5 separate regions of the Homo sapiens genome follow, and regions 1, 2, 4 and 5 are each linked to region 3. Evidence: chromatin loops called from intact Hi-C (ENCODE). Cell type or tissue: mammary epithelial cell. All regions are shown on one strand. Each heading gives the region's core, and the rest is flanking DNA. Links, peaks and the distances in the headings are about the cores only. Region 1 overlaps DCHS2 (dachsous cadherin-related 2). Region 2 overlaps DCHS2 (dachsous cadherin-related 2). Region 3 has its middle 14 kb from the start of DCHS2. Region 4 holds the start of SFRP2 (secreted frizzled related protein 2). Region 5 overlaps DCHS2 (dachsous cadherin-related 2).

What was found. Hi-C counts contacts between places; a loop is a spot of excess contacts. Peaks named below come from ENCODE experiments on the same cell type or tissue, not always from the same donor. Only the 100,000 strongest peaks of a DNase experiment are listed, where the experiment ranks them.
Region 1: a loop joins it to region 3, with 6 times the contacts of the local background. A loop is called at or near these places in 41 of 110 quality-filtered maps.
Region 2: a loop joins it to region 3, with 7 times the contacts of the local background. A loop is called at or near these places in 30 of 110 quality-filtered maps.
Region 4: a loop joins it to region 3, with 8 times the contacts of the local background. A loop is called at or near these places in 21 of 110 quality-filtered maps.
Region 5: a loop joins it to region 3, with 16 times the contacts of the local background. A loop is called at or near these places in 62 of 110 quality-filtered maps.

Annotation. Positions count from the first base shown.
Region 1 is chr4:154,327,331-154,332,330 of GRCh38, forward strand. It overlaps DCHS2 (dachsous cadherin-related 2), which reads right to left. Exons shown (of 20, transcript NM_001358235.2): 6 at 2,193-2,380; 7 at 763-862. Among named protein-coding and RNA genes, the nearest start is that of DCHS2, 160 kb to the right of the region's middle. In mammary epithelial cell, for the core only: a CTCF peak has its summit at 2,114 (motif pointing right); no DNase peak of the experiment used is centred there.
Region 2 is chr4:154,414,461-154,419,460 of GRCh38, forward strand. All of the region lies in intron 1 of DCHS2 (dachsous cadherin-related 2), which reads right to left. Among named protein-coding and RNA genes, the nearest start is that of DCHS2, 75 kb to the right of the region's middle. RefSeq lists enhancers at 1,734-1,953, 2,241-2,742. In mammary epithelial cell, for the core only: CTCF peaks have their summits at 1,896 and 2,551; a DNase peak (open chromatin) is centred at 2,581; H3K4me3 peaks cover 1,146 bases.
Region 3 is chr4:154,502,973-154,509,430 of GRCh38, forward strand. No RefSeq gene overlaps it. Among named protein-coding and RNA genes, the nearest start is that of DCHS2, 14 kb to the left of the region's middle. In mammary epithelial cell, for the core only: CTCF peaks have their summits at 837 (motif pointing right) and 3,504 (motif pointing left); a DNase peak (open chromatin) is centred at 4,329; H3K27ac peaks cover 1,051 bases.
Region 4 is chr4:153,782,837-153,789,294 of GRCh38, forward strand. SFRP2 (secreted frizzled related protein 2) reads right to left here and starts at 6,247. Exons shown (of 3, transcript NM_003013.3): 1 at 5,498-6,247; 2 at 3,028-3,108. The coding sequence starts at 5,999. RefSeq lists an enhancer at 6,391-6,458. In mammary epithelial cell, for the core only: a CTCF peak has its summit at 3,162; no DNase peak of the experiment used is centred there; H3K27me3 peaks cover 793 bases.
Region 5 is chr4:154,397,316-154,402,315 of GRCh38, forward strand. All of the region lies in intron 1 of DCHS2 (dachsous cadherin-related 2), which reads right to left. Among named protein-coding and RNA genes, the nearest start is that of DCHS2, 92 kb to the right of the region's middle. In mammary epithelial cell, for the core only: a CTCF peak has its summit at 2,374 (motif pointing right); no DNase peak of the experiment used is centred there; H3K4me3 peaks cover 148 bases; H3K27me3 peaks cover 61 bases.

The sequences.
Region 1 (5,000 bases), core at 1-5,000, 180 kb before region 3:
CTAAGTTTTAAAAATACCAGTGAGTTTCGTATGTTGACATTATTCTCAGAAAATTGGCTATTTTATTAATTCCAATGGGTTGCCTATAGCATCTCTTGGGTTTTCCATGCAGACAATCAAACTATCTGTGGGAAAGGGCAATGTTATCTCTTCTTTCCTATGTCCTATGTTTGTGTCAAACATGACAAAGCACCAAATGTCTTTTAAAATTATATAAAACACAATGCCAATTAAAGTAAATAACTGGAAAAAATCTGGGGCCTGCATGTTCCAACAGAAAACATAATAGTAAGCCCACTTCAATAAAATTTCCCCATACACACACGCATGTATACATGTGACATTTTCTAGGCATGATTTACTCTGACCTTACAAGTATTCAGTCTTCATAAAGATTTATAGATGCTTGGAACTCTTAGTCATACTTAATACCAATTCTTATCCCCTAACTAACACTTTCCTATCAATAAAAGTAAATTTGTACTTCACATTATTGCAAATTACTCACTAAAGATGAATGGTTTCTATTAAGAACGTAAAAAGCTACTCTGATTTTTTATTAAACTTTAAATTACTTTTCAAAAACTGAAAGTAGTTCTTGACAATAGCAAATGTATTTTGTTTGTAACTTGGTGCTTTTTCAAAACTAACTACAGCATTCAAAGTAATCAAAATAGAACTTCTTTTCCCAGAAGGGGATAGTTGATAAATGAAAGCAGAAATCCTAAAAGTTCTTAATCCCGTATGAACAGTAAGTTTTACCTGAAGATACTGAGTATGTAACTTCTGCATTATTTCCTTCATCAGGATCCTTTGCAAACACAGTTGTAACCAACATATTTACTGGTTGACCTTCCAGAACCTGCCATTAAAACAAACAGCTTACAAATGAGTCAGCAAAAGTTTAAAAAGAAATATCAGTGGACCTTTAAATGAATGAATACATTATACTAAACATTTTAAACTATCTTAAAATCCACATATAATTCAAATGCATACCATGTAAAAGTTATATGGGTGTATGTCCATGAAAAGAATCCTCCTTACATATTAAATCTTTTATTCAATTAGAATGAATTATCTGAGGCATCTGAACTAATTCTGACCAAAAGAAAAAGAAATTGAACTTGCTAAACAATCTTAGATTTTTGGTGTATTTTAAGATTTCTAGCATATTCTCATTCATCATCTCTTAGGACATTTTTTGAAAGGTGGTTGCTATGGCTTAAAATATGCTTAAAATAAGTATGAACCTTTAATTCAGAAAACAAAACTCATGCAGGACATACCAATTATCAGGAGCTGTCCTGCAATGTTGAAATGCACATGTGAAGTTCAACTACATGTTTAGAGTCCAACTGCCCAATTAAGCCACAGGACATTTTAATGATATGATTAAAAAGTGTAATGATGATATAATAATATTTTGCTTTGTTAGAATTTTTCTTTAAAGCTGGATTCAGATCAGTTTAAAGTTATGAGTTCCTCAATACTTTTGTTGAGTTGTTCAATATGTATATTTGAGCACAATTTGAATGTCTAATTCAATTGTTCTGGAACAGTAGCTTCTAAACTTTTCATTATTATAACCCATCCACTAAAAAAATTATTAGTAGGTCCAAACATATTTATTAATTATGTGAATGAACTGATATTCTAATTTATTATGTATATTATACAACATACAAAAAGACAAATGAAAAAGATGAGATAATATAAATATAATTGCCAGTTGGTGCATGTGATCAAAAGGATCAACTTTTACTATCTCTGGATTTCCACCTACCCACTTTAGAGCTACAGGTTGTTCCCCTACCCTTAAGTAACTATCTTAGAGACATGTATCAATTGCCGTTAAGAAGCTCTGCACAAAGAGATGCACGTAAACTACTGGAAAAACAAGCCATGTCTGAGCATTAACCTGAAGCACCATTCAGTTTGTGTACAAGGGGCTGAACTAAACTTATTGTTATAAAGCAACTGGAGGTACAATGCCAAAGAGCACATATATTCATTTACTTTTTAAAAATTTTCTTTTAAAATAACATGTGCACAGTATCTAGGTCTTCTAGAAAAAGTATGCTTTGCCACACCAAGACTGATGTGATAAATTCACAGGTTTTACCACAAGATGGTGCTCAAAACAAATGACTTAAGATATTACAAATTCATTGCAAGGTTTCTTCACAAACCTTCACGTGTAACTCCTTTCCAGGGAGACACTGGGGGAAGAAGGGCCTGTTATCATTGATGTCAGTAACTGAGACGTAAACCGCCATGGTGGCGTTTCGTGGTGGGGAGCCGCGGTCTGTCACTAGCACAGTCATCTCATGGTGCCCCCGGTGCTCACGATCCAGTGCCACCCAATTGATTAACTCTCCTGCAGAGTACAGAGCAGAACAAGACACAGGCACTGTGTACCAGGCGCACCAGGGCCAGAACCATTTCCAGAAGGAAAACCAAGTACAAAGCTTTGAGCAAATATGCGACTTCTAAGACCATCTACATAGTAGTTTGGCTCTATGGTACTGTTGAAAAAATTTTCTCAAGTTGCTCCTGAAAATGTCACTTTAAATTTGTTATTCTTTGTATTTCAAATTATCATCCATCGATCATTTGAACTAATAAACAATGAATTCATAAAAATGATAAAACTCCGTGGGAACTTAGTAATGATTTGGAAGATTTAAAACTGCTGCTTATCCCTCTTTATGCTGCTATACAGAATGATGGAAAGCATGTGAGCTCTGACACAGGTTCTGGCTTTGGCCCCAGTTTCCCCATCTCAGACATGGAATGACTCCTCTGAGCCTGGGACTGCTGTCAGGAAGAAATGTAATCACACATTTAAAAGTATTGTGCAAGCTATACATGACGACACAAGTGGAAGCTGTTATTACTACTTTAACATAATGGCTAAATACCTTTCTGGAAATCAAATAATATCCCTTAGGCAATAGTTCTTGTTTTATGCACACAAGTATTTGTTTTTTATCTCACAAAATATACATGTAGCAGTGGATAGTGACTTCCTATAAAAACTCTTAATGCTTTAGAAGCTTTATTTCAAATATTTCTGCCTAGAGCTATACTACCTTCAGTAACTTTCCTCATGTGTCAGCCATGCAGACCCAGGCATAACATCTAAGTGCCTCTTCCTATTGCCAGGGACCTTGGGAAGACAAGCACTCGGTCCAATAGCCTGTCAGAGCTCTGCCAAGCATTGATTTCCTCACCATTTATGAAAAAAAAATGTACCTGTGAGAATGTGAGCATGAAGCAGCTACCGACAAACATTTCTGTGGCTAAAAACTTTTTTCCTCTTAATACAAATAAAATAGCATTGCATTAAAAAAAAGTGGAAACAGGGAACAAAAATGAAAATTCTCATTTAGGTAAGTTGCTGAATTGGTGAGCTTAAATGCAGTGTTTATGATAACTGTTTACTGTTAATATATAAACTATATTTATAGTGTTTACTCGGTGGTTTTAATATAGATCATACACACAATTGCTTTTTTTAAATTCCAAACTATAATTCTCCTCCGAAGACCTTAACTTCTGAATGGCAAACAGATTTTTATTCATAAAGCAAATCTGATGGATAAGCAGCAGCCTTGGAGGTCGGGGATGTAAAAGACTGTGCAGCTCAGGCTGCAGCTGGGGATGGGCGACACCAGGATATGGTTCCACAGGAGCTCAAGTCCTGGTCACTTGTAGGACTGTCCAGAGAACTGGATGAAAAGGGGGTGTGTCTCCCAGGCTCTGAAGGACACCCTCCACCCTGCCTTGCCATGCTGTCCTTGGGAGGAGGAACAGTTTACAAGCACGTAGTGTTCCAAGCCCTTTCATATTCTTTAGCTCTTTACCCCTCAAAGCATGGCACAGGGCGTGTCAGGAATTGTCTCCTGTATTCATGGTAAGGAAGCAGCTCTGAGCTTAAGCTACTTGCTTAAAGCCATACAATGAAATTAGGAATGGACACCTCGTTTTCTTGTAGGGGAGGGAAGATCACGGGGGAATCAACTGTAGTTTGCTTATTTTAAAGAAAAAAACAAGTGAAATAGAAGACCTTGAAAACTAGCCATATGGAAGTAAAGTGCAAGCAGGGTCATCCCATATAGCTGTATGGTTTGTGCCCTTGCAGCAGGAGTCTCAGTTTAGGGAGTGAATGAGAGTGGAAAGGCAGCTTGCAACCTTCTTGGCAAGCCATGTGCCCTGTGAAAACCCTCCATCTGCTGTGAAAGGTCACCTTCTCCTAATTCACAGAACAGAGACTTGAGAACAAAGGCTTGAAGTTCATCAGAACTGAATGCAAAGTCTGTCCCACTAAAGGCAGCAGCACCATCTGCCCAGGTTATGACATAGATGGTGCCTGCTGGACCTGCACAAAAAGGGAGCTTCTTCTCATCTTACCAGCTCCATGACTTTGGGTGTACTACTCGAGCTATCTGAGTTTCAGTTTTCCCGGGTATGTATTTGCAGTATAGATATGTTTCATTGTAAGGATTAAATAAACTCCCCGTAAACTTATACAACATAAATTTTAAAATATAGTGACTTTTAATCTTTAATTTCTTAATTCAGACTTTAAAAATTTCACTGTAATTATTCCCCCTTTTCCTCTGGTTCCCCTGTCAGAATGAGAAAAAGGATATATATTCTTAGAGTGATTTTGAAATCTTAACCAATGAATTGATGTCTAGCTTTACATTGATGATATTTATATTTCACAAAATACGTTTTGACGTTTTTTAAATGTCTACAAATGGAAAAGGATGGTTGTTGAAAAAATTAGCCTTTACACAAGGATATATTCAATCCAGTTCTGACTATACCTCTAGTTCAGAAAAAGAACCATATATTGGCAAGATGGGGATGTGATGCAGGGAAAGTATGAATTATTATGGGTGAAACTCTATTCAATTTTTAATCCATTTTTAAGACCTCACAATAGAGTAATCGAATACCTTATTTATTAAAAACCATTATTTCAATTG
Region 2 (5,000 bases), core at 1-5,000, 89 kb before region 3:
GACAAAAAATATCTCCATACAGCTTTCTTTTTTTTTTTTTTTTTTTTTTTTGGCCAAGGGACATATGATAACTGCCAAAAATTAGGCCGTAATTCAAGAAGCATTCCTGACATCATTGTACACTTGTTTCTCTACTCAAAACACAAATTTATCACTAACTGTCACTGGACTGCTATCCAACTACAACTTCCCCATCTCATGCATAAAACTATGCTTTTAAAGTACTAAAACATTAATACCCACCAAGATGGGGGATAGGCCTTTTCTTACATGAATATGTAAAAGTTGATTTAGGTATTCGTGATAGAGAAGTGAAAGGAAAGACTGAAAATGAGACCTTGCTCACCTCTTTCCTAAATGGGATACTGCAGGTTATAAGGAAAATCAAGAGTGGACAGAGAAAAGGGAGTTTAGAATGATCTGAACCTGTGTTGGCAGTCATGCCATTGGGGAACACAGCCATTCAACAGTGGAAGTACTTGCCTTCCTTGACAGCTGCTAAGAAGGTGATGCCGCGGCTACAGCTCCCAGATGAGCTCATGTGGGTATGGCAAAAGGTTCACCCCTGTAACATACTGTCCTCTTTAGCAGCTGTTCAACTGCCTAACACATGGCTATTTTCTCTGCCTAAATCAGTATCATTTAGTTATACTACTGAAGACCGGGAGGGACCTGATATAACTGATGCTATTTGCAAATTAATAGATGAGGGAACTAACCATAAAAATTTTTTCAGAAATCTGATACTAATTTGAACAGTATTTTCAATCAATTACAAGGATTCATTTCTAATCTTCTCTCAAATATTGATGAAACATTTCATAATTTGTTTTGACTTATACATAGATTTAATTGCATATACATTTAATTGGAGCCCATGACTCATTAGCAATAGAATTTCCTAACTTGCTCCAAATTTTCAGTAGCCTCAGGTTTCCCAGAGACCCAGCCTTTCTCAGTTGCCATGGATTTCCTGCCTCTGGGGGTGCCACCACATTATTACTTAGAGGCATTCCTACTCCTAAATCTGCTCTTGAATGAGCTGGCATTTGACAGAATTCCTCCTTTTTGGAGAAGCAACCAGAGGCAGTCTGAGATTATTCAGATATTTATCTTTGACTTCCGGTACTGGGGGAAAGACAGAAAGACTTAGCTAAAGAATCTCAAGTAAGCCTGACCTTGGGTACTGGAGACCTAAAGCTACGGTATCTCCAGGTCCCGAGCGTCAGTAAGATGGAGCTAATTAGGAGGAAACCGAGGTCGGTGAGGAAAATGACTATGAGATCAGATTCAGCCCAAAGCGTGGCCAGGAATCAGCTCCACCCAGAGGTCTCCAAAAAGTGGCAGAACACTCTGAGTTTTCTCCAAGGGAATTGATGGACAGACTTGTAGGAAGAAAACATAAATTCACTTAAATAAGTTTTTTACCTCTTCCATTTTATTATTTTTTAAATATTTTTATCTTATATATTTTAAATTCATATTTTATCTTCTATATTCATTTTTATTTCATGTATACATTCACATTTATACACCTGTATACAAAATTCTTGCACGTGGTTTATAAGGAAATAAACATATACTGGAGATGAGTACTCAAAACTTTTATTAATAGGTACATTCAGTCCAAAAAGTTTGAAGGCTGATGCAGTAGAACTGAGATGAGCACAAGAGAAGGGGTAGGAAGAGGGCGCTAAGTCAAATGGTCATGATCAGCTGTCTGAAAGTTGGGGAGATCCCACAGGAAGAGAGCCCAGAGACGGGGGACAGGATAGGCCCCGAGGACAGCCTGGAAGGAGGGTCCACACCAGAAACAGAGGAGCACAGCTGCATCAGCCCCGTCTTCTATTTCCTGCCAGAGGGACGCAGTTGACCTCACAGCGCCCCCACCTCGCATCCCAGGATCATTAGCAGCTGACAGCGCAGGGAGGCTGTGTTTATCCAACATCTTTTCTTTTTCTTTTCCTTCAGGCCTCTGGTGTTATTCCCCACCCGACGAGGAATACGTCTTCCTTCTGTTATTAAATCTTCAGGCTCCCTGAGTCCTGCTCCTATTGTTTCCTCTTTTGTGCCATCTGATCCTCCAAACACCTTGTCCTAGGCTCTAGCCGGACATTTCTGACATCTCAAGACTTGAGACTTTGATTTCTGAGCCCCTCAGATCACACGGTAACTCCACCCACTTTCCTAAGCAACCAACTTGGTACCACAGAAGAGGAACTGGGGAAAATCAAACTGAATAAAAACACTTATAAATAAGCTAGTTTCCCCCTGTGTAACAGCACGGTTTCCCCGGTGCTGCTTGTTTAAATCTCCGAGCTGGCGGCGCCAGGCAGGAAAGTGTCTGCTCCAGCTCCTCGCTGCACCTTCCTCACATAATCTTGGCGAACGTTCACATTTCCAGTCAGCGTGGCTCATTTTATTTCCCAGATGTTTTTACACTCCGAGGCCAAAACTAACACGAAATCGCTCCTTTCCTGTCACCCCCGGCCTCTGTCTGTCCCCGTCACTCCCGTCCTCCCATTACCCTCTCCCAGCTGCAGGGATCACGGACGCCAAGCGGCACTATTTTACTAGGAGCTGCAACTACAACCACAGGATCGCGGCGGGGTCGCCCTCTGTGAGAAGCCACACAAACGCGAATCACATGGCTAAAACCACACAAAAACCACCTGTCACCACCTCAGGCCGGTCCCGAGTGTGTGTGTGTGTGTGTGTGTGTGTGTGTGTGTGTGTGTGTGTGTGAGAGAGAGAGAGAGAGAGAGAGAGAGAGAGAGAGAGAGAGAGAGAGACCAGTCAGGGGAACTGGGAGTCATTCTTCCCGTTTACAGTGCAGACTCCCAAGTGCACTGTGAGCACATTTTTGACAGTTTAATGTTCAGGATTAGTAGCCTTACCAGACTTCCTTGGCCAAATTCAAGAACTATTTCCATTTAAGCCAAAGCACTTTGTTATTACTCAACAGTTGTTTTAATTAACTCCCTCAGAGCAACTGTGGCCCCAATAAGCTGCTTCAAGGGAGGGATCTCACGATATTTTTTGACCTCACACGAGAAAAACCTACAAACATTAGTAGTGGACTGGTTAATCTGAGCTGTTTCAGAAATCAAATTGTTTTATGCACTATTTGGGACATGATTATACTAAAAACAAAACAAAAAACTATTCATTGTTTATCTGAAATTCAGATTTCACTGAGCACCCTTTTTCTTTGCTAAACTGAACAATCCTAACATGGCCAGGGGGAAAAAAGTGTCCTGGTTCTGTGAGAATCAGTGTTGTCTTAGGAAGACCTGGAAAACAAAACATAAAATCCTTCTAATAGCAGAAACTATCTTAAAAATCAACTAGGCTTTCAATTCTCTTTCTATATTCTACTACCAGAATATGGTATTTTCTCAACTTTCAGAGAACAAACTAAGTTAATTAAAATTTCTCAATGTTAAGCTTTTTTTCCCAATATTTTTTCTAACCATTTCATCTTTGCTTATTTGCCAGCAAACACCAGTGGATGTCAGAAAAAGTGAACAATCCTTAAATGATATTAGTAGGAAAAATGACCTACCCATTCTTAGTTTGGAAGGTTGCCTTTTTCTGAACAAATATTCTTATTTTTGTAACATTTATATTATATGGTCAAATTTCTGTCGTACAATTATTTCTAGTTAATACAATAATTTTAAATGCACCTGTAGGTCATGGTATTCTTCTAGGGATATAGTTATCAGAATAAATGTGAAAACCAGCAAATAATTGCATGTATTTCTTTCATATTACATATGTAGAACCCGAGGCTCAGAAAACCCATGAATGTGCCCAGAGTTAGGCACATGGCCCCGCTGTATCAGCACTAACGCCAGGTGTCTCAGTGCCCAGCTCACTACCTGATTAAAAACAGGACACTACTTTTCAAATGGCAGAAGCCCCTTGCAAGGTGTCGCCAGCTGAGAGTGCCTTTAATCCACTCACTAAGACTCCCTTTTCCTCTTCCACCATTTAGAAAGGATGATTATCACACCACTGCAGCTAAAACATAAAAGAACATATCAAAGGAATTTGTAAAGTATTTATTAAAAACATTTATTTCAGAAGAGCCAATGTAACAAAATTTTGCTATTGCAAAATTGACACAAAATGCCAGTTGTTCTCCCCTTTTAGATCCATGCACTCTTTTTAGTTAAGCATTTTGTAATATCTCCTTTTCTACCCTGATATAAATTTTTTATGACATCGATATAATGTCCTAGCTATAATATAAAGGGAAAATAAAAGTGATTCATAGTAAAATATCATGTATTTCAATATGTAATTATGTAGGTATGACTACAATAGGAAACACAATGAGATAGATATTTGCACATATTTTTAATGAGTAAGTTTGGAGTTATGAGAAGACACCATTCCATAAGCTTTTGTACATATTTTACAATTTGAAATAAGGACTAAATAAAGCTGTATGCATAGAAAAACAGCATGAATGCTGAACATGAATGAATGCTTCATATTTGACATTTTAAAAGAAAAAACAAGCCTATATGCATGTGTATGTGTGCATGTGGGTGCACATGCAAACACACATGCAATCAGCATGAATGTAATAGCTACAAAAATAGGCCTCCTGAGTAGGTGACTCAATTTAATAGGCAATGCTGCCATCAGTGACGCATTTTGCAAAATGGTAAAGTTACAAATAAAGTTTCATCTTACCTCAGTTTACTTAGTAGTTGTATTCTTGGGTAATTCAAAGTATATAAAGTCAGCACAAAAATTATTTTGTGTGTTTATACAGAAAATAGAGTAAGGTTCTGGACTTACGTAGGTTATTATAAGCAGGTTTTTCACCTGCTTGGATATCAAACTACTCATTCAAAATTTATGAGGAACTCAAGCAACTTTTACATTGTGTGAAAAATGAGATGCAGCAATTATATTTTAAAAATGCTACTTTGTGAGGCTGAGGCGGGTGGATCACCTGAGGTCAGGAGTTCAAGACCAGCCTG
Region 3 (6,458 bases), core at 767-5,766:
TTGATTTATGAAATTGAGAGAAATTATGAGCAGCTGGAACATTAAGGGCACATTGTCAGAGGGAGTTTTCATTGCCAATTTGGAATGAAGTTCCAGCATAGTCCAGTGCCATGATTTAAACACATAAGATCCTAGATGCCCCAATCTAGTTAATTTGAGCATATGTAATATCCAATCCTTGGATTATTTGATTGACAGAGCCATTAAAGATACAGCAGTTAAAGATAGATACAGAATGTAGTTAAATTTTATTACATTTTACAGTTTTTTCTTTAGAGATAACTATTTTTAACTTATGATGAATGATTTTTGAAATAAAAGACACTTTAACAGAACGACTAAGTAAAAATAAAGTCTGAAAATCTTTTTATTAATTCTAGAGAGCTTGACAATCAAACTACAAAACTGTTCCCAAGGTAAAGTATCTAAATGCATATAAGCTTCCTCATGTGGGCTGAGCTTGCAGCAGAAACATAAAACAAGAAGAAGAACGTCTCAGGGTAGACAAAGACATAATTATCTTCTATATTATTGAATAAACACTTTACTGCATAATAAATCATCTTAACCCCTTTTTCTTCAAATTCGGATAAAAATTGTTTTCCCGGCTTCTTGCAAAGAGCTTCCAAATAATACATCCATTCCTGATCTCTTGGTTTTCTCCCAGAAATCTTTAAATCAAATCAAGATAAGCAGTTTAAACCATTGAATTCGTTCTGTTATCTTTAAGGATTTTCTCTAACATTACTCTTCATTTGTCTGGACAAACAAGTTACCTGGGGTTGTGGAGGACCTACACAAGAGGAAGATCATTTGGGGTATATTAGACTACCACAAGGGGGAGTGAGTGCCAAATATTTTCAGTTGGGATTTTAGAAGGAAACCATCCTGACCTATGAAGTATTTGTATTAGGAATTCAAGGAAGAATCTGGTGGAGAAGGTCCCTTCCCTGGAAGAACCCAGGATTTAGTAAGGAAGTAGGTAACAAAAATTAATTACATTACAAGACAAATAATGCTGTGGGAATAAAGACTTATGGAACTTAGAAGACAGCTTCGCTTTCATTCATATCCAATCTGGCTAACACAGTTCATTGCTTCAACCGTCTCTTAGCAACATACCTTAATATCCTTCGCACCCAGTCCTTCCAAGGCGTCGTCCCCTTCCACAGCCTCCTCCTTCCCCACATCCTTTTGGATTAATCCAAACAAGTGTTTCCTTTTGTTTGGCCTTCCTTGAGATGCTACCTGCTCCTGTCTGTGTCTCGCCGCTGCTGTTTGTTTCCTGCAGCAGCACTTATCACTTTCTAAAATGAACATCTTTGTTGAGTTACCTGTTTATTGTCCGCCTTCTCTCTAAAATGTGTGATTCTGGTGAATTTTATTCACTTCTCTGTCCTCAGTGCCTACAAAAGCATTGACTGAATTTATGAATTCATGCAAACTGATATCATTTTAAATCTATAGGTTCCAATCCCAATTGGGTCCCCACTGCTGTTCAACAAACCTTTAGTCAACAAATTCCTTTCCTTGAGTTATAAGAACCTCCTTCACCACTGTTATAAATTCACTTCAGCAAATGATCTGGTCCTTCACACCCCAATGGCAGCCCCTCTAAGGACCTCATGGGTTTAGGGATATTTAGGGTACTGTTCGGTCTGTCTCATAGTTAGCATCTCTGCTGCATTAGGCAAGGTTTCCCAGTCTCTCTTTTAAATCCTTCTCCTGTGGCTTACACAAAACCATTCTCTCTTGGTTTTCATTCCTCAGACCTGCTGGATCAAAATCTCCATAGACAAGACCCAAGTGTGTATGTGTGTGTGGGTGTGTGTGTATTTCAAGGCAGAGTCTTGCTCTGTCACTTCACCCAGGCTGGAGTGCAGTGGCACAATCATGGCTCATTGCAGCCTTGACCTGCTGGGCTTAAGTGATTCTCCCACCTCAGCCTCCCAATAGCTGGGTCTACAGGCATGATCTGCCATGCCCATCTAATTTTTTTTATTTTTATCTTTTTAGTAGAGATAAAATCTCGCTATGTTGCCCAGGCTGGTCTCAAACTCTTGAGCTCAAGCAATCCTCCCAGCTCAGCCTCCCAAAGTACAAGGATTACAGGCATGAGCCACTGTGCCTGGCCTGTTTGGTTTTTGTTTTAAGAGCCACTGATAAACAGGTAGGACTGACAACTTCTTGTGGATTTCTTCTCTTCTCCTTTTCTTGTCCAGGGACAGCTTTAAACTTAGCAACTGGGTAAAAGCCAAGGTAAGGTTATAGGGGGCTGGGCTTGCGGGGGACAGATTTTGCCTTAAAACTGCCTTTGCATGACAAACACATCTCTTTTATTTGGATTACACGTTTCCAGATCATTACAAATGGGAAATTTTAATCAAGATGCCCATATACACAGCTTACATAAAGGCAATTGTAAGATGCATGTATTCAATATTTACATGTTTCAGAAAATATTAGTTGCCATATAGAAGAATATTGCTATGCCATGGTGATTATCATTTGGGGGGAAATCATTTGAAGGGATGCTGCCTCAGAAGGACCAGGCGCCAAAGATGTTAAGGTATGTTGCTAAGAGATGGGGTGTCCCCACTATTGACACCCCCTCATTTTCCCACTCTCTTAGCTTCAGCTTCAGCTTCCTACCTAGACCCCAACGATACTCAAATCTATGACTTTAAGAACACATAGCCTCTTTCTCCCTCAAATGTGAATTCCTCATTCTCAATGGATGACGAATCTTTTCCAACTGATACTTAACAGGACCCATTGGTATATTGGGGCTGGTATTTTTGGGGGCTGGTATATTTAACAACTGTTAAATACCAGCCCCAATATACCACTTTCTCTCCTAAACTTCCTTTCTTTCACTGAGTCCAGTGGACTATATTTTTGATTTAAATTTTTTCTCCATCTCTCCACCATTTCTTGAATCTGGATAATCAGGTCTTGTTTAAATGATTGGAATTGCTTTTTGACAAGCCAGCCTACCTCCAATACCTAAACATGTTCCATCCCTCCACTGACAAACTACTAAATACTTCCATAGTTATCTTTCCAAAGAGACAATCCGATTATCTCCACTACCTTCCCCTCTTGTTTTAAAACCCTTCAGTGGCTCTCCCATTAAGGACTAGAGTCATATCTCCTTATTCCTGCATGCAATGTCCTTTGTGATCAGACCTCGGCTCATTTCCCAGGCTCATCACCCTCCTGTCCTCCCCAGGCCTTAGCCAGCTCTCATTATGTGAGAGTTTGAGAAGATGTCACTAAATTGTAGCCTTTCAAATGCCTTCAACTCCTAGGCATGGACTTATGCCTCCAAAAATGCAAAGTAATAAAATGTGGAAAATAATCAGTTTATTTTTATTTGCGGGTTGGTTTTATTTCACATGCTAAGGTTCTTCTAAATTTATTCTGGCTTCCCTGCAGCAATTCTGCCCAATTCCATTTTACGTGAAATAACAGCAGCAAAGTTCAGAAATACTGCCACCTTGTGATCACAGAGTAGGTGAAAAGCCAAGTGGTCCTCCCTTTATAAACATGTTTATAAACAGAGGAGCTCAGAACTGGAGAGATTCCCTGACCAGTCCCTCTTTCCAGGCCTTAAAACTAACAACCACTTGATTACTGCTAGAAACTCAAAATTACAAAACTCTACCTTTAGGGTCTACTCTTAGTGACTCTCTTTTGTAGAGTTTTGTTGGTTTCCCTCCCCCAGATTATTTAAAGATACTGAAGGACCCACTTATTTAAGCCATCTTCAGGTTCAGGTCCTTTGAAGCCCAGAGAACTTTTTTAAGCCTTTTACTTTTAGGAGGTATGTGCTCCAGACCATAGCTGTCAACTGTATTAGGACAGCAGTGAGTTGATGCTATTTGACAATACAAACCCAAAACAGGGCGTGTAAGAAGTCCTCAAGAGCTGCTTATTGAGAGAATTAATGAATAAACAAATGAACAGCAGATACGATGACGATTTTAAGAGTGGAGAAAAATGTTTCTAATATTTTTGAAAGCAGTCATTTTATTTTGAAATGTCAAGTCCATCTTGAAACATTGACATATTCTATACTCTTGAGCTATTTAAGGTGGGTTTGAATAAAAGAATAATGGAGGTGTAGAGAGGCGAAGTGACCTATGTCTAGTGGCATACCAACAATAAATAGGTTCAGGGCAACTCAGGGCATTGCAAAGATGGGTGAGGCTGAAAGGAAATGTAAAACATATTCATTCAAACCCCTTTTGATACTGCTTTGCAAAAACAGGTTCATCCAGTTCTTCCTTTCTCTCTCTCTGTCTCTCTCTCTTTCTTGAGACAGGATCTTACTCTGTCACCCAGACTGAAGTGTAGTGGTGTGATCATGACTCACTGTAGCCTCAATCTCCCAGGCTCAAACAATTCTCAGGCCTCAGCCTCCGCACCTGGCTAATATTTTGATTTTTTGTAAAAACAGGTGCCCACGCTGGCTCAAATTCCTGAGCTCAAGTGATCCATGCACCTCGGCCTCCCAAAGTGCTGGGATTACAGGCAAGAGCCACAACACCCAGCCTTCTTCCTCTCTTTGGCTCTATTCTTAACTATTATTTCATCACATAGACTAGCTTATTTTTTAAGGTTTGTTCTCAGAATGATTGTTTTCAAATGACTTAGAACTGGATTTCTCATAAGCAGCATAGTAGCCACTGGAGACTTTTGTACACAGGTAGAGAATAAGCTGCTTTGAAAAGTCATTGGTCATTCCAAAACTCATTTGTATCATGAGACATCATAGAATATATGCTTTGTAAATAATTTGTTTTTCAGAGTCAATAACTAATTACCAGTTCATGCCCTATAAATAAATCCATATTGGAAATTATGTCTAAGTAGATTCATCACAGAAACGATTGGCCGACTGACCAAACAGCAAACTTCATGATTTACTTCTTGGCTTAGCTGCTCTCTTTGCATTTCTTTTTTAAGCAGTCCTCTTCCCCCATCATTATTATAGTAAAGAAGGAAAATGGACAAGGTGAAGCAAGGCTAGACAGGTGTGAATTTAAAAATCACTGATCCTAGAAAATGTTTGCAGCTTTTGGGTTGTAAGAAAGTGAAGTAGGCCTGACATGCTGGCTCACGCCTATAATCCCAGCACTTTGGGAGGCTCAGTCAGGAGGATCACTTGAGCCTAGGAGTTTGAGACCAGCCTGGCAATATACGGAGATCCCATCTCTACTGAAAGTACAAATAAAAAATTAGCAAGTCATGGTAGAGCATCCCTGTGGTCCTAGTTACTCAGGAGGCTGAGGTAGGAGGATTGCTTGAGCCCAGGAGGTCGAGGCTATAGCAAGCTGTGTTCGCAAGGAAGAAGATGAAGCAGGTTCTGTGACACAGAACAGAATTCAGGGCAAGTGCAGGGCTGGGCAGCCTCACACTGTAATTCACACTCAGGGCAATAAACAGAAAATAATTTTCAGAATGAAATCATGGCATTGATCTTGTCATCATCTCGAGCACTTGAGATTTTGAAACAAATTAACATTGTCTCCTTAAATGCAAGGTATCCTTCTTAGGCTCCTTAAGGAACTTTGCCATTTAAAAAAGTTAAGTTTTCAAGATAAAGAGACCTACTTTGGTCACAGTGAAGATTATGACTAGCCAATTGGCAAATGCCAGAAGAAATCCATGTGTTTCTTTTCCTTTCACTCTGCCCATGTTCCACGTATATCAGTTCCACTTAGCTAAGTTGTCTGCTCCTTTTGACTTGCTGGAATATCACAATGCAAGTCTGGTGGGCACAGAAATTCTGGGATGGTGTCTAGCCTTAATTAAACACCCCCAACTGTGGTGCAGTCAAACCTTGAGATTTTCATGACTACTGAGACCTGGACAAAAAACAAGTATTTTTTGCCCAGTAGAGTTGAAAGCCGAAATAAGCAAACAAGAAGGAGGAAACATATAAGTAGGAGATTGCAAAGGCAGAGAGGTAAAGATGGCTTAGCTCCAGGTGGTCAATGATGCTCTATCCAGATGAGGGGCTTTGGGGCCCAGAGCCTGCATGTCCTGATGGGTTTTCAATTCTGAGCACAAGATATTCATCTGAAATGTTAATTTTCCATGTTCAGCCATTTGCCATCCGGATAAAATTCCCAGCACAGCTTCTGCACAAACTCAGGATAAGGTGGCAAGCTCTTAACTGCCTTGACTGGTAAACCATGTAAATAACCCCTTTTCATTGTTTTTTTCCACAGGCAAGATAGAGTAGTCTTTCTAATATTAACTTCAGCATAAATATTGAAACTCACATAACTTGAATATTGAAAAAAGCTTCCAAATGGTCTTTGAATTTAAATAGCACCTTGAGACTCCCAGCCCCCAGAACAGCTCTAAAATTCAAATGACTAACCAACTTGCCATTCTTTGCCTTCTCTAATTTCCATATTTCTTTTTTTTTGTGCTAATAATTAGCC
Region 4 (6,458 bases), core at 608-5,607, 720 kb before region 3:
CCTAAGACCCTGTGTGCCCCTGACAGCTATTCTGTATAGATGATGTGTAAGTATGACTTCCTGACTTTGATGGAGTTTAATCTATGTTTAAATTAGTAATAGAGGAAGATTTTTCTGTGTTGCGTACAACTGTTTTTGAGATTTTCTTTTTTTTTTTTTTAAATATCAGAATGGGAATTTGACTGAGTATGGCTTTCTAGTCAACCAGGAAATTATAGAATCTCTAGCAGGTAAATCAAAAATGCTATGACTTGGCCAACCATGGTTTTGTCTGGTATGATATGCATCTGAACTGTGGTACTGAATTCTCAGTTTTTGAGACTCAAGTCGTGGAATAAGCCATACTTGTGGAAATGTTTCATGCTTTTGTGTCCTCTGCATTGGGAGTAGGGTGTTGGATAGACCTCACCATGGTGGGAGAAATGGACTGATTACACTTTACCTGGGAGCCTTGTCTGTAGTACAGGTAGGGCATATATAAGATTTCACCTGGCCAAATGAAACATTCTCAAGCTCCAAACATCAGAAAAAACCATCACTTTTAACCAGGAGGAAGATTTTTTAGTCATCTTTGTCTAGCTCTAAAATAACTAATTTTGCAAATGTTTATCATGAGAAAACATTAGGGATTTTCTCCCTGGATTTTCAGCTAGGCCCAAACAGAGAGAATTGAATCCCCCACATAACCTTTCCTGTCCTGGAGGATGTGACTGAGGATGCAGGATGTGATCGCAGGCAGAGGTGATGATACTTTCTGGTCCTACAATAGGTTGTATATATAGGAAGGTAGTTCTGAACCATTTTTTATTCACCAGTACTTGCACCACTGAATTTCCCTTGTACTTCAGGAGCACAGTAGGGAAGAGGTGATGCCTTCCCAGAGTAGTCAAGTCAAATAAATCAGATTTCTATGCTTGTTCCTCCTACTTTTCCATTATTCACAAAGAACAGAGGCAAGATGGAATAGTGCTTATAAACCAATAATCTTATGATGCAGTTCTTAAAATTCTGCTTCATTATCCCTCTATGGGTCAAAAAGAGTGAAGAAATAGAAAACAAAGCTTGTGAGGTATCTATGCATGTGATACCTTAAGTGTGATAACTTCTGTGTTGTTTTGAAAGGCTTTCTCTCTGTAAGGAGGGAGCACACTAAGGCACACAGGCATCCATGTTTTGGCTCATGTCTTGATAGGGCATCCTTAGAAAGGGGGTCTTCTGTAAGGTCAGCCACAAAGCAAGCAAGTAATAGGTGTGTGTGCATGTTTCCCAAAGCCAATTGTTATGGAGCTCCACAGTGTAACAATCAACTTTTCATGGAAGTCAGGAAGGATCTGTTTTATGTGCAGTGCAAAGGATATAAACTGCCAGAAGAACATGATATTTTATAGGCTTTTTAATAGAAATTTTATAAAATGATATTTTTCTATCTTGCCCTTAATGAAGTGATGTAGCATGGGGGCTGAGAACTGTGTTTTGGTAAGGCTCTGGTGATTTGGAATTATCTGCTGCTAACATGCCTGGCTCTTAGCCAGTTTGAGGGTTGTATACATTTGAAAACAGGCATATGAAACCCCGTCAGCCCCATTTGTGGCTCCTCCTGAGGGGAAAAGTTGCTAAGGACTTTGAGCTACCTCCCTTCTTTCTCTTTCCTCAGCAGTGTGAAGCCTTTCCCAACACCGGGACTATGGTAGTTCTGGGACCAGTCAGAGTTAAACCCAGGACACTTTCTGGAAGAGACCTGGAGTTGTCAAAGAGCAGGGATTGGATGGTTCCAGAGTTTTAGGGACCTGACCAGGCCTGAGATTTCTGGGATGGCAAGGTAAGGAGAGTGAGAGCTGGAGTGATTTCCCTCAGTCTCGAGGACTATGTTGAATATGTAGAAGTGTTAATATGGGTCTATTAGACTCCATTATTGATTGACAGAGCAGGGAACATATCTGCTTATGAGTAAGTTCAGCCTTGTGCCTGAATAAATACTTTTTTAAAAGGTACCAATAATTCCAACACACCAAAAGGTACCTGCCCTTGGAAAAGGATAAAAGCAAGAATGCCTCTGGGTGAAGTTCCTGGTCATTCCCAACTCTGAATTTAGCATTGATCCTGTGTCTAGCTGGGCTCCTCTTCTGACCTGAGAGCCCTGAAGTCAGCAGATGAGGTGCTGGTAGAGTTCCATGTAGACAAAGCCCCAGCTCTCTTTCCCCTTATAATCCTGTCTTCAGGGGAGTGACTTGCAACTTATGGAACATATCACATGTGTTTTTTATTGTCCCCAAACACCATGTGATCTATCATGTATCTTGCTAAAGTAAATTTCTAAGCTTTTTTTTTCCTTTTTAAAACTATTTTCGAAACTGTGGCAAATGTGTCTAGACTTAGTCATACAAAATTTACAAAAACCTTTTAAAAGGGATTTTAAGATGGTGTTTTAAGGTTGTTAGGTGTTCCATGTTAGGTGTCTTCTCAGTAAGCCACTCTTCTTTTTCAACTTAAGGAACCCCTCCTTGACAAATTATTAATCAGTGCCTTGGATATATTCACTAATGGTAGAACACAGAGGTTTAAAATCATTATGGGTTATAAAGAAAGTAAAAATATTTTTATTTGTGGCCAATTTAAAGCCTTGAATCTGTTTGGCTGGGGCTAATATTTACACTTCCATCCCTGGTGCACATGTTAAGTAATCAAAAGAAAATAGAACTCGGGATTATGCCTGTCGGCAAAAAAAAAAAAAAAAAAAAAGGGATTTAAAATGTGCCACTGGAAATTGATAATCTGAATAATTTTCATTATTTGATTATTGGCTTAACAGAACAATGAGTCTCACCTAACAAGATACAACTCAATGCTAGACAGTTACATAAGGAGGAAACTAGGATAGATCAAGTTAGATGATTTTGGGATACATGAGCTATAATGGTGTTTTACCCAACCTTTATCTAGCAACATCATAATGATTTGCACCTTGAAGTTTTACTGGTAAATAAAACTTCTGAATGTGAAATCTGTTGTTGTTGTTGTATTACTTACCAAAATCATTTTTACAAAGCGTTTCCATTATGTCGTTGTCATCATCATTTTTATTTTTGCAGGCTTCACATACCTTTGGAGCTAGAAATGTGAAAAACAGTCTTTAGTAAGTTTGCTTAAAAGAGAACAGTAGGTGGCGTTTGTAAACAACTCAAAGGGACTTATCCAGACAAAAGTAGCAATTGTCCTATTTAACCTCAGCTTCTGCCTCCTCTATAAAAGCAGGAACACTCAATCCTAAGAAAGTTTTCCCATGCTTCCCAATTTTTTTGGGGGGGAGGGGTGGTGGGAGCAAAATGAGAATGCCTATATGTTGTTGTGTTTAATAAATTATGACTCTCAAAAGGGAGTTGTGGGCAGAGTATACAAGTGTATGTAGTTATAGTTAACTGAGACAGGGTGCAGCTTTTCAGCTCATCCTCCCAACCTCTGGGAAATTCAGTCTGAAAAAGTTATTCCCAAGGCCTTTTGAAGGAGAAAGCACCCAAAGAACCAAAGATACTTGAGGAATTTGGGAAAACTGGTAACTAGAAAATATAGACAAAAGATTGTCTTTCTCAGCCACAGGACACCAGTGTAGTTGGCTCTACTCGGCAGAGCTCTGTATCTCAGGGGGGCCAAGTCTGGACTGGGAGGGGTGACTGGCTAGCGTTCCACATGTGGGCTGTTTCCACCTTGAAAACACATCTCACTAATTACAACAGCCTGCTCTAAGTGGTTCTGTGTCACCTTGTGCCTCTGCCAAGATTGTGCTTGAGTTAGGCAGCATTCATTTCATTGTTATCTGCAAGCTCCCTGGTACAGGTTCTTCTTGCCCTTCTGTGCCTGTTTCAAACTCTCAAAACAAACAAATAAATAAACCTGTTTCTGAAGCTAATCAAAGACGAAGCAAAAATGGTTTAGTGGTCTGATCAAACTTAGGGATTGTATACTAGCACAATTATCAGAAGACCTGCTAAAAGCTCTTCTAAGAGTTTGATTTCTTGGGAGAAGTAAAAAAAAAAAAAAAAGAACAATTATATTGCCCTTCTCTCATTTATAAATGTGTTAATTATGTCTTTAAAATTTAGGTGAAATGAGATTTTCACTAATGTGAAATTTAATGTTCATAGAAAACTATGTGACTTAATAGAAGCGTTATTTATCAAATTAGAAAAATCACAAAGCTGGAATTTTGAAGAACATAAACTTTTATTTTGAAGGAGAAAAGTGGCTTTTTGGAGAAATGTAAGATGCGTAATGTTGCTGCTGATAGTGGGAAGAAATAAAAGCAACATACATAAAACTGCCCTTAAGTCCCCTCACCCAAACAAAATCAAACATTTCCAATTAGGAGCTCTCAGGATGTATATAAAATATTACTAACCTGTATTGGTTGGTCTATGGTACATGTTGGACAAATGTTTGAAAAATGCCAAACATTTGCAATAAATTAGAAATCTAACCAATAAGATGATTGCAAACTCATGGTCCCTGCCAGGAAAGATTGCTAAAGAACTTTGCATTTGCTTTAACTAATGATGTCTGTAGGAAAACTACTAGAGATTGAAAGGGAGAGGCTGCTGAAGCCCTGAAAGGGATTAGGAAGCTCCCTTTTCCAACCCAGGGGACCCAAATCAGCTCAGAGGCATTGTATATGTTTTCCTTTCAGAAAAAATATTGAGAGCCCATGAGGTTTTCATTGCTTTGATGGTTTTTGCACAGGAACTCTCCCTCCGTTTTCTAAAAACTTGGGAATCTCTTTTGCATGATTTTCTCCAGCTAATCAAAACCACTCCTAAGTTAAAAACTGATAGCAATAGAAAAGTGATTTCCAGAGATTCCCTTTATGCCCTCTTCCTCAAGTATCTGAGCAGTTACAACCAATGTTCAATTTTCCACACACTCCGTGCCAGTCCCGGTTTTATTTCCAAAATCTAAATTGACAAAGGACAAAAAGACCCTTAAAAGGTTATCTACTTGTGCATCCTGGTTTTCCTTTCTGTACAGGAAATGTTCCTGTGACTAGAATCCTGCCCAGTGGTAGGAAGGTGCAGAATGAGGCTGAGCGAGGGGCCTCTGGCCAGAATGCTCACCACAAACTCCTCCACCAAACACCACTTCCAACGCTCTGCGCAGCTCCAGTGCTAGCATCTTTAACAATAATCGTGTATCTATTTTTTTTTAAACCGCCGTTCAGTTCTTCGTTTTTTTAGTTTTGTTGTTTTTGTTTGTTTGTTTTATTTTTAAACTGCCCTTAAGTATAGCTGGTACAACTCGGGAGGAGAATGCGCGAGACTTGGGCGGCGTGGGAGGGGTGCCTCAAATTTGATACAGGCTTGTTGTGATGACAGACCAGGTCAGGCAGAACTTCTGCCCTTCCCGCTACTGGCACCCCAAGCAGGGATGCACTGGGATGCGTGGCAGGGGCGGGATCTCCTGGGAGCGTCTCAGCCCAGCAGGGAGTGGGGAAGCAAGAGGGAAGGCTTACCTTCCTCGGTGGCTGGCAGGAGGTGGTCGCTGCTAGCGAGGGGGATGCAAAGGTCGTTGTCCTGGGGGAAACGGTCGCACTCAAGCATGTCGGGCCAGGGGAAGCCGAAGGCGGACATGACCGGGGCGCAGCGGTCCTTCACCTGCACGCAGAGCGAGTGGCATGGCTGGATGGTCTCGTCTAGGTCATCGAGGCAGACGGGGGCGAAGAGCGAGCACAGGAACTTCTTGGTGTCCGGGTGGCACTGCTTCATGACCAGCGGGATCCAAGCGCCGGCCTGCTCCAGCACCTCCTTCATGGTCTCGTGGCCCAGCAGGTTGGGCAGCCGCATGTTCTGGTATTCGATGCCGTGGCACAGCTGCAGGTTGGCAGGGATGGGCTTGCAATTGCTGCGCTTGTAGGAGAAGTCGGGCTGGCCAAAGAGGAAGAGCCCGCGCGCCGAGCCCAGGCAGCAGTGCGAGGCGAGGAAGAGCAGCAGCAGCGAGCCAGGGCCCTGCAGCATCGTGGGCGCGCGACCCCGAGGGGGCAGAGGGAGCGGAGCCGGGGAAGGGCGAGGCGGCCGGAGTTCGAGCTTGTCCCGGGCCCGCTCTCTTCGCTGGGTGCGACTCGGGGCCCCGAAAAGCTGGCAGCCGGCGGCTGGGGCGCGGAGAAGCGGGACACCGGGAGGACAGCGCGGGCGAGGCGCTGCAAGCCCGCGCGCAGCTCCGGGGGGCTCCGACCCGGGGGAGCAGAATGAGCCGTTGCTGGGGCACAGCCAGAGTTTTCTTGGCCTTTTTTATGCAAATCTGGAGGGTGGGGGGAGCAAGGGAGGAGCCAATGAAGGGTAATCCGAGGAGGGCTGGTCACTACTTTCTGGGTCTGGTTTTGCGTTGAGAATGCCCCTCACGCGCTTGCTGGAAGGGAATTCTGGCTGCGCCCCCTCCCCTAGATGCCGCCGCTCGCCCGCCCTAGGATTTCTTTA
Region 5 (5,000 bases), core at 1-5,000, 110 kb before region 3:
CTATTTCTTTTCTTAACTTCTTTTACAAATTAGGCCAAAAGTTTGAAGTAAGTTTAGTCTAGGTCTAGAATACCTATTCTGTATTTGAAAAGAGAGCCCATTTGTATACCTGAAATTGACCCAATTTAGGATATGGGCTCAATTTAAGTAAAATATTGCATCATATTAAATAAAAAAGTTCACTTATACTTCTCATGCTTCTTACCAAATACTACTTGCTTTTTCACAAAACTGTGACACCCTTTAATTACAAGATACCGTGTCCCTGGTTTTTCTAGACAACAATCCCTCCTTAGTGGGTACCTTTTCCCTACTTTTTTAACCTGACTGTGCCTAACAGTCTGAGTTTTACCCATTCCATAGTTAATTCTCCCAAGGACAGGCAAAGAATTGACTTTTTACAAGTTCACTTTAAAAAATGGCACTTCCTGAGACCCAGATTTCCCATTTGTCAATGAATTCCGAAGGGCTCCTTTCAGAGCAACAGCTTCTCAAAATGAGGAGATGAGGGAGGTGGTTGAGCAGTAGTTTTTTCTTCCTCTCATTCCCCCAAAAATGAATAATGAAAACCTGGCACAAAATCTCAGAATATCTGCTCATCTCTGTGTTGGGTAGAGTAAACCTACAAAGAAGGAAAATGGCAAGTGAGGGGAGAGTTTGAAGGCATAAAAAGAAAGAGTTAATAAATAGACCAAGGACTGAGACTGGAAAAGGAGACAATAATGGGCATGAAAGTAGATACACTTTGTTTTTGTTTCTGTTTTGGCTTTAAGGAGGAAAAATCCCATCTGGTACATGTTTATCTTCTATGTTTTCTAAGAGATTCTGAAATCTATGTCGCCATAAGGCCTTACACTATGATCAATGGATATTTGTTGATTTCATTTTAATTTCATTCAAATCAAGAATTGTACCCATAAATTCTCTCCATGCCCTTATAGGGGTAGAAAAGAGGAGTTTGAATCCTGGGTTCACCATGTACAAACTTTATCAAAGTTAATTAGCCACTTCCCAGGGTCGCAGCAAAGATTCAGTGAAATAACGTGCAGAAAGTGTCCAATGCCTGACATATATTAAGCACTCAACAAAACATAGTTACTGTTATTATTCTTGTTCTCATTTTCCTTCCAACTTCCCTGTCTTTAAAGAACACAGCCCCAGCCCTTTGACTGTGACACTATGGTTCCATAATTCTCAACCACCACACCTCAACACATCATTGTTGGGATCAGCAATGAGGTATGCCTCAACTAATGTGCTTATGATATAGAATAACTTCCAAAATTTTTGAATGGTTTTTTGGAAAATAAATGTTATTGAATTCCTATCCCTATAAAGCTATCCCCATGATAATATCACTCTTAGTCATTTACATTCCAGTGAGCTCTCAAGTAGGACCTTCTCCCCCAAACTTACTGCCGGCCCTAACCAATAAAGTCACATTTACTATATAAAGAGACTTAAGTCTCCATTCCTATTTAGAACTAAGATCTGAGTCTAAATCTGCATAAGCAAAAACTCACTAAGTTATTCTACTAAATAGAGGATTACAGGTCTATATCCCTCCAGCCAAAACATTGGCAGAGGCTTTAAAAGGACAGTTTTTTCTTTGACATGCTCAAATTAGGCAGGACCCTGCTCCCCATCACCCCCGCCTTCTCACTAGGTCTAAGGGAAAATGGGAACAGTACGATCAGCACGAGCCCTCCGTGTCTGTGGGCTTTTTCCATGCCTCCAAAAAACATCATCTTAAGAGGAGATTTGGAGTTTCATGAACAATTTCATGATATCTGTCTTCTGGGAGAATTGGAAACAGAAACTGAGCTGTAAATGCTAGACTGTCATGCCTGAGAGCAACTTCCATTTTCCATTCTGGATTGGTTTTAAAATATGGTATCATTCCCAGAACCTTTAAGAATAATTCAACTTTTACCTACCCACCCTCTCCCTTTGCTTTTAATCGTTCCCCCAAATCAGATGCCACGCAAGAGTTTAACATTCAAATCTGCCAAAAAATATAAAAAACTAGTGAGTACAAATCTGTTAAGAGTTAGAGACAGTTTATGGAAATACATATTTTAAGTACTCTGCATTAAAAAGAAAGAGCACATTATCTGAGACATGCCTCACTGGTGACCCCAACAACGATGTGTTGAGGCGTGGTGATTCAGAACTACAGAACTACACAGTATGACCATAGAGGGCTGGAGGTAATGGCTAAAAACAGGAAAGTGGGAAGGAAAATGAGAACTGCGAATAATAAAGTAAGTTTCATTGAGTGCTCACTTGCAAGTGAACATCATCTTGTTTTTGTTTGGAGTTGCTATCTTTAATATTTCAAGGAAATACAAGACCAGCAGAGGGAGTTGGTGACAAAGGGATTCATGCACCAAAGCAGAATCCGAAACCAATGTTGGTCTATAGTGGCTGAGGAATAAAGAAAGTAAATTCCAGCAGCTCCCGGAACATTCTGCTGAGGTTTTCACAGCATTTCAAGTTGCTTCAGAACAGCAAGGGAAACCTAGGGGGATCCCTCTGGGAGCAAACGAATAGAGAGGATATGCTACGCTGCTGTGAATGAGCTGTGAGAGGGCATAAATCCATAGGGCATTTCGCTCTGTTCAAGCAACCCATGATGGAATCACCAGGATTCTTCACATATAAATCCAGAGTAAGATTTTCCTTTAAAAGTAAGTAGGCTTTCACGGCCGGGCGCGGTGGCTCATGCCTGTAATCCCAGCACTTTGGGAGGCCGAGGCGGGCGGATCACGAGGTCAGGAGATCGAGACCATCCTGGCTAACACGGTAAAACCCCGTCTCTACTAAAAATACAAAAAATTAGCCGGGCGTGGTGGCGGGTGCCTGTAGTCCCAGCTACTCGGGAAGCTGAGGCAGGAGAATGGTGTGAACCCGGGAGGCGGAGCCTGCAGGGAGCCGAGATTGCGCCACTGCACTCCAGCCTGGGCAACAGAGCGAGACTTCGTCTCAAAAAAAAAAAAAAAGGAAGTAGGCTTTCAAGACTAGCCCTTATTGTTTGATGATATAAGGACCCCTGCAGAATGTCTTTCCAGGGTCCTTCTCATCCAGGAAATCAGAAATGTACACTACACTCTTCAGTAACCACCCATCGACCCTCGCCCCCCATGCTGTAAGGGTGGTTGAGTTATTTGATGATTAAATGAGAGTTGGATGCTACCTGACACCCTTGCAAATCAGAGTCCTCATACAACTAGCCTCGGTATAGTGACACTTTCAAAAGCAATAGGAACCTACTCTGAACACCAAAAAGAAGAATGCGGCTCTTCACTTCGGGTTTTCTTGAAGGGATAATGAGAATCTATATGCTGCTTCAAACAAATAAAACTTCCTTAAAATCTGCCTTAGACATCCTTCTCTTTCCTCTAAGGTTTCACACTCATGCTAGCTACAAAATCCCTCCCTCTCTCTCATGTAACGTTGCACACATTCGCTCTTTTTTTACCCTGTCCCCACCAGTTTGCTCTCTGTCCACCTACTCCATGCTCCCAACTTGGGAACTGCCAACTGCATGCAGTTCCAGAAAATTAAGAAGTCCACTCTCTCAGCCAAGCCTTTTCTCATCACTTTCATTGCAGTAAATTTATATTCAGAGTTATGCAATGACCCTAAGGTATAGTTAGATGAGTTTTGAAATGTGTATGTGCAATCAACACACCAATCAAAATAGAGAACATTTAAATCAGCCCAGAAGGCTTCCTTGTTCCTCCTCCCAGTCACTCCCACGCCCCTAAGCAACCACAGCTTTCATTTCTATCACCATAGATTAATTTTGCTCGTCCTTAACTTTACATAATGAGATCACACATGTGCTTTTTTGATTCTTTTTTCATTCAACATAAGTTTTTTGAGATTCATCCCTATTGTTTCATGTTTTAGTAGTATTCTATTAACTCTATACACCATAATTTATTTATCCATTCACCACGGACATCTGTTATTTCCATTTTGGAGTGACTATGAGTGAAGCTGCCATGAATATTATCGCATGAGTCTTTTTGCAGACATGTTTTCATTTTGGGGGGGTAAAAATCTAGGAGCAGAATTGGAGGGTCATAGGGTACCCATCTAACTGCTACAGAAACTACCAAAACACTTCTAAGTATTTTACCAGTAACATATGAGTTCCAGCTGCTGCTCCACATCCTCATCAACATTGGTGTTATCAGACTATATTCTTCCAATATGTAGCAGGCCTTTTTATTTTCTTAATGATGTCTTTTGATGAGCAAATTTTTTAAATTTTGATGAAGTTCAATTTTAGCAGTCTTCTTTTTCTTTTATGGTCTGGGCATTTTGTTTCCTCTCCAAGAAATACTTTTATCTCAAAAACTGCACTGTCTCAAAAGTGCCAATGGTGGCCAGGTGTGGTAGCTCACGCCTGTAATCCCAGCACTTTGGGAGGCCAAGGCGGGTGGATCACTTGAGGTCAGGAATTCAAGACCAGCCTGGTCAACGTGGTGAAACCCCATCTCTATTAAAAATACAAAAAATTATTCTGGCATGGTGGTGCGTGCCTATAGTCCCAGCTACTCGGGAAGCTGAGGCAAGAGAATCGCTTGAACCCAGGAGGTGGAGGTTGCAGTTAGCTGAGATCATGCAACTTCACTCCAGCCTGGGCAACTGAAAAGAAAAAGTGCAATGGTATTCTGCTGTGTTGTCTTCTAGAAGCTTTGAAGAAACTTTTAATCTTGGGTCTATAAGCAATCTCAAATTAATTTTCATGTACAGTGTGAGATTGTAAAGTTTTTCCCCAAACAGATGTCCAATCATTCCAGAATGATTTATTGAAAAGACTTTCTTTTTACCACTAAATTGCCCTGGTACCCTTGTCAAAACTCAATGTGAGGATATCTTTCTGCACTCTAATTCTGTTCCACTGAATTATTTGTCTTTCTTAATGCTTATTCTGCACTCTCTTGATTAATATAGCTTTATACAAGGTTTTAAATCAAGTAGGGAAA